Regions from separate parts of the Homo sapiens genome. Here region 1 is linked to region 2. A link is an interaction called in ENCODE POLR2A ChIA-PET data of the cell type or tissue named here. Cell type or tissue: GM12878. All regions are shown on one strand. Links, peaks and the distances in the headings refer to the core of each region. The heading gives the core; the rest is flanking DNA.

What was found. ChIA-PET counts read pairs that join two places held together with the same protein. Peaks named below come from ENCODE experiments on the same cell type or tissue, not always from the same donor. Only the 100,000 strongest peaks of a DNase experiment are listed, where the experiment ranks them.
Region 1: POLR2A ChIA-PET joins it to region 2 with 6 read pairs; 2 of 35 experiments call an interaction of 5 or more read pairs at or near these places.

Annotation. Positions count from the first base shown.
Region 1 is chr18:21,595,564-21,598,375 of GRCh38, reverse strand. The region is part of intron 1 of ESCO1 (establishment of sister chromatid cohesion N-acetyltransferase 1); the gene reads left to right. Among named protein-coding and RNA genes, the nearest start is that of ESCO1, 3.7 kb to the left of the region's middle. In GM12878, for the core only: no CTCF peak of the experiment used is centred there; no DNase peak of the experiment used is centred there; H3K4me3 peaks cover 14 bases.
Region 2 is chr18:21,851,609-21,854,420 of GRCh38, reverse strand. It overlaps MIB1 (MIB E3 ubiquitin protein ligase 1), which reads right to left. Exons shown (of 21, transcript NM_020774.4): 18 at 1,203-1,281. Among named protein-coding and RNA genes, the nearest start is that of MIR133A1HG, 22 kb to the right of the region's middle. In GM12878, for the core only: no CTCF peak of the experiment used is centred there; a DNase peak (open chromatin) is centred at 1,220; H3K27ac peaks cover 1,410 bases.

The DNA.
Region 1 (2,812 bases), core at 187-2,686, 260 kb after region 2:
TTAAATTGATAAATTATGCTTCACAGAATAACTAAAAAAGTACCCTAATTAATGAATGCCATTAACTTCTTTTGCCAGATAGTCCTTTTTAGCTTGGTAATTTATTATGCAGAGCTGATTGTATTTATTCTGTTAATGAACGTGACCAGCGCTGCACAGTTCGAATAATGGATTTTTTTGTAATAGTTAAATATTTTTTCATGACTTTTATTGGCAGATTTTTGTACCACATAGAGTTCTTGGAATACCTTCTATTGAAGGTGATTAAAATTTAGGTACTAGAAACCAACTCCAGTAAAATTGTTACTGTAGATAATTAAGGACTATATTACCCCTTTTGTAACCCTGACTTTCATATTTTTCTGTGGATCATTCAATGAAAATCCTTTGGTTCTGTTTTTCCTGTATAAGTTCTGTATTATAGCTGTATTATAATACTGTAGTTACTTTTGGCAAATAAGAGCATTCTGTTAACCCAGCCATCATGTCTTGTCTTTTCCTGAGGGGAAGGGGCATATACATCTTATGCTTGATTGCATTACAATGCTTAAAGGAAGATTTATATCCTCTGCTCTGTTCAGCTTCCTTTAGACATTTATGGCAGCACGTGTAAGATTCACACAAAAACTCAGAGGGTAAATTAAAAGGTGGTATTAAGTATTACTTTAATGTAGTGGTTCTCAAACTTTTTGGTCTTAGGATCCCCTTACACTCTTAAAAATTATGTAGGACTCCAAGTAGCTTTTGTTTATATAGGTTTATATCTATTGATAGTTACTGTATTAGGAATTAATTTCATATATATTAATTCATTTGAAATAATTAAACTACAGCTTAATATAAATAACATTTTAATTTTAATTAAATTTTTTTTTTTTTTTAGTAACAGTGGCTCACTGTGTTGCCCAGGCTGGCCTTGAGCTCTTGGGCTGAAGTGATCCTCTTGCCTCAGCCTCCCAAATAGGTGGGACTACAGGTGTGCATACCCAGCTTAATATATTTAATAAATAACATTTTAATGAAAAACTATATTCCAAAATAAGTTAGTGAAGGAATGGTGATGGTATTACATTTTTGTAAATCTCCTTAATGTTTGGCCTTGATAGAAGACAGCTGGATTTTCCTATCAATCTGTTGCTATATATGTTTCTGGTTGAAGTTTATGACCAGTATGTTGGGTGGGGTATTTTAGCTTTTTCAGATAGTTGTAATACTCTGATTCTGCAACAAAACTTAACAAGTGGTAATTTCTTAAAGGTTAGTTGTGATGTAGAATCTGAAACCATGTCTACATGTGTTTTGCATTCTGTTGCATTAGAATTCATTGGTCTGTTTTGTACTTTTAATCTTTTGCTCTCGTATGATTTTGATCTCAGGAATCCTGAGAGTCCCCATATCACATTTTGAGCACTACTGCTTTAAGGTAAATAATTGAATGTTTAGAATTAATGTAGTTGTTGAAACTGAAGGGGATAATGATAATATGGAAATTGAGTTGGCAAGTAGTTAAGCGAAGCCAGGAGTAACTAAGTAAATTTTTTTTTATTTTTTTGAGACGGAGTCTTGCTCTGTTGCCCAGGCTGTGCTATCTCGGCTCACTGCAACCTCTGCCTCCAGGCTTCAAGCGATTCTCCTGCCTCAGCCTCCCGAGTAGCTGGGATTACAGGCACCTGCCATCATGCCTAGCTAGTTTTTTTTATATTTTTGTGGAGACGGGGTTTTACCATGTTGGCCAGGCTAGTCTTGAACTCCTGACCTCAGGTGATCCCCCTACCTCGGCCTCCCAAAGTGCTGGGATTACAGGCGTGAGACACCATGCCTGGCCAATATTTTCTATCTTTTCATAAAAACATTTTCCCTGTAATATTATTATAGCTAATTATTAATATTATTATAGCTAACACTTAAGCACTGGTGATATATCAGGAGCTTTTCTAAGAACTTTAAACATTTATGGCAGCATACGTAAGATTCTCACAGATAAAAACTCAGAGGGTAAATTAAAAGGAGGCATTAAGTATTACTTTAATGCAGTGTTTCTCAAACTTTTTGGTCTTAGGATCCCCTTATACTCTTAAAAATTATGTAGGACTCCAAGTAGCTTTATATTAGGAAAGGTTTCTTTCTGTTTTTTTTTGTTTTGTTTTTTTGAAGAGACGGGATTTCACTATGTTGCCCAGGCTGGTCTCAAATTCCTGGGCCCAAGTTATCTGCCCACCTTGGCCTCCCAAAGTGCTGGTATTATGGGTCTGAGCCACCACCCCTGGCCCAGGAAAGGTTTCTATTATGGCATCGTTGGAGAGGATTAAATTTAACTTACTTTTATCCCCCATAAATAGTATAGTCTTTGTGACAAGTATTATTCTTTTTATTTATTTATTTTTATTTTATTTATTTATTTATTTATTTTTTGAGATGGAGTCTCGCTCTGTCGCCCAGGGTGGAGTGCAGTGGCGTGATCTCCGCTCACTGCAAGCTCCGCCTCCTGGGTTCATGCCATTGTCCTGCCTCAGCCTCCCGAGTAGCTGGGAGTACAGGCGCCCGCCACCATGCCCGGCTAATTTTTTGTATTTTTTAGTAGAGACGAGGTTTCACTGTGTTAGCCAGGATGGTCTCGATCTCCTGACCTCGTGATCCCCCCTCCTTGGCCTCCCAAAGTGCTGGGATTACAGGCGTGAGCCACCGCACCCCGCCTATTTTTTTTTTTGGAGTCGGAGTCTCGCTCTGTTGCCCCTGCTAGAGTGCAGCGGCGCAATCTTGGCTCACTGCAAGCTCTGCCTCCCGGGTTCAGCCATTCTCATGCCTCAGCCTC
Region 2 (2,812 bases), core at 125-2,624:
ATCTGCTTTTATGAGACCAGTTTTATTGAACACAGTCAGGCCCATTTATTTACATATTTTCCATGGTTGTTTTTGCACTATAGTGCAGAGTACAGCAGTGGGAAAGAGCTGAGTGGTTACTACAGAAACCATGTGGCCTACAAAGCCAAAAATATTTACTATTTCACCCTTTACAAAAAATGTCTGCCAACCTCTGGCCTATGAAAACTTAAGTAACCTGAGTCCTTTTTTACTTAAGACAGAGAATTCTCTATGTGCCCTTTTGATAGTATTGGGTAATAGCCATTATACCACTCTTTGGTAAACAGAAACAGTCACTTTAGGCAAAATGTTACAGAAGAAAACGTTCACCCTTTCTTTAGTTGACCAGCTGCCTATTGGAATTTTTTTTTTTTTTTTTTTTTTTTTAAGACTGAGTCTCAGTCTGTTGCCTAGGCGGAGGACACGAGAATCACTTGAATTGGGAAGGCAGAGGTTGCAGTGAGCCGAGATTGTGCCACTGCACTCCAGCCTAGGTGACAGAGCGAGACTGTGCCAAAAATAAAAAATAAAATAAAATAAAATCTTTTATTGACAAAATGAAGAAAAGCAAAGGGAAGAGAATATTTAACAGTGTATGAACTTGAACAAGGGCAATATGAAAAGCAAAGGACTTCAAGAGAATATGTTTAAAAGAAACTTAAAAACATTTTTTAAATTTTAATACTGCCCTCACAAAGAAAAGATTTCTAAAAGCTCTCTTGACATAAAAGCTTACAGAAGGCCAGAAATTACAGCCCCAGAAATGGTTGCTGTTGGTTCTTCTGCAGTGAGGAAAGTACACAGGAGAGGCAATATTAAGGTGAAGCCAAATGAAGACGTGCTAATTTCATATGTGAACAAAGGCGAGACTAAATGTTTCAACATTTATTTTTCAAAATAAATTTCTATTATGTGTGGAAAGAGACCCTTTTGTGCTAATACAACTGAAATCAAAATCCAAGGTGGCAGAACACAGCATATTCAGTCTTCCCTAATGCTCAGACGCATGGAGGGAAACAGCTGACGTTCTAGTACAGAGAAAGAAATAGAAGGTACTCGAGGCCCATCAACTTTTTTATGAGTTATCCAAAATCAAAAGCAAAAAAACCCTCAAAAACATAATTTTTGTTTCACTTTCTATTTTTATAATAATATTGAGGAACTCTGCATAGGCTACTTACTCTCACAAGCACACATGTGGCCACAGGGTTGAAAAAGAACAGCTGCTTTCTTGTCAGAGCATACCACACATTCTTCAATCTATAGAAAAAGAGGTTACAGCACAGTGACCATTTACAGATAAATCTAGTAACTCTTAACAAGTTCAATTATATCCAAATGTATTTCCTCTGTAAGAAAACACCTAGGCACAGAGAAATTTAACACACACTTTCCTCCCATCCTCTACTTTCCTGGTTATTCATTTTCACATCTTTATATACCCTAGCTTAACAGGCACTTATTTCTATTCTACCTTCATCTCCCTATCTGTCCTAAAATATAGAATAGAAAAAACTCCATTTCCTCTGAGGAAGCCTCTGGAGGCTTCAATATTTTTTTCCCCCAAAAACTACTTTTGAGGGGAAACTAAAAAAGACAACGAACAAATAAAGTAGTAAAATAAGAAATGACTGAAAGACAGATTTCTAATATTAATAAAAATCTAGCTAGATTAGCCAAATTGCTAAAATCCACGAGGGATTTTTCTGTTTACCCACATTTAAGAAACTCTACCTTAAAGTGCCCTTTTCCAGGACTTGGTCAATTCCCATGCTGCCTGAAGCCCACAGCTTTGGGCTATTCTTTTTCCCTGATCTCTAGCAAGACTTCCACAGCCTATTCATAATCTCCCTCACTTTCACCTCTTCTTCATGTCCACTTAATCTGAGCTTGGACATTTAACTATTAACCACCTTGGCTCTGGCTTCCTGTATCCCTACCCCATAGCCCTTGGCTACTCATCTGTCTTTCACCTATTCTCCCTTCTAACACACAGTCACATTTAGCCATCTCTTGTGTCACCAAAAATGGTAACTACTACTCACCTACAGCATCATCCAAACAACCAAATACATGCACGTGTGCTCTCTCTCTTTCTCTCTATGGACTTTCCCAACTTACACCTCAGTATGTACATAGAATTTATGTAAGTATAGAAAAAGCAGAATGCAGAATGCAGTAAGACATAGTTGATCAAGACACTGACATTCCTGGATTCAAAATCTACCTCCAACACCAACAAATTACCTAACATTGTTGAGCTACAACATTATTTATCTAAACAATAAAGAATAATCCTTCACAGAGTGATAAAGAGTAAATCAGATATGTATAAAGTAGTTCAATGTGTAATATATAAAATCAGTGCCTAATACATAATAATTATCTTCTCCTTTCTATATAACATGTTGATTTTTAAAATGATTTCCATTGCATTTGTCTTTTTGTCTGAATTGTTTCTGAAGAGTTTAAAATAATACAGCAAACTGATCTAAAAACCATATCTGTACCTATTCCGCTATTATAAGAAAAAAAAACTGTAGCCATACCTTTTCCTCCAATTATTTCCTCAGGTTATACTTCCAGGAGTGGAGTTACTAAACCAAAGCATATTGTGTAATGTCTGTACATATAGCCGGGTTGGCCACCTAGCCTCCAGCAGTGTTTAGAGAGTGCCTGTTTGCCATTTTCCTTGCTAGCACTTTTTAAAATGTATTTTTGCTACTTCAACTGAAATAGTTCATGTTAATTCAATTAATTTCCTTCTTTGTATTTCTCTAACAGAAAAGGA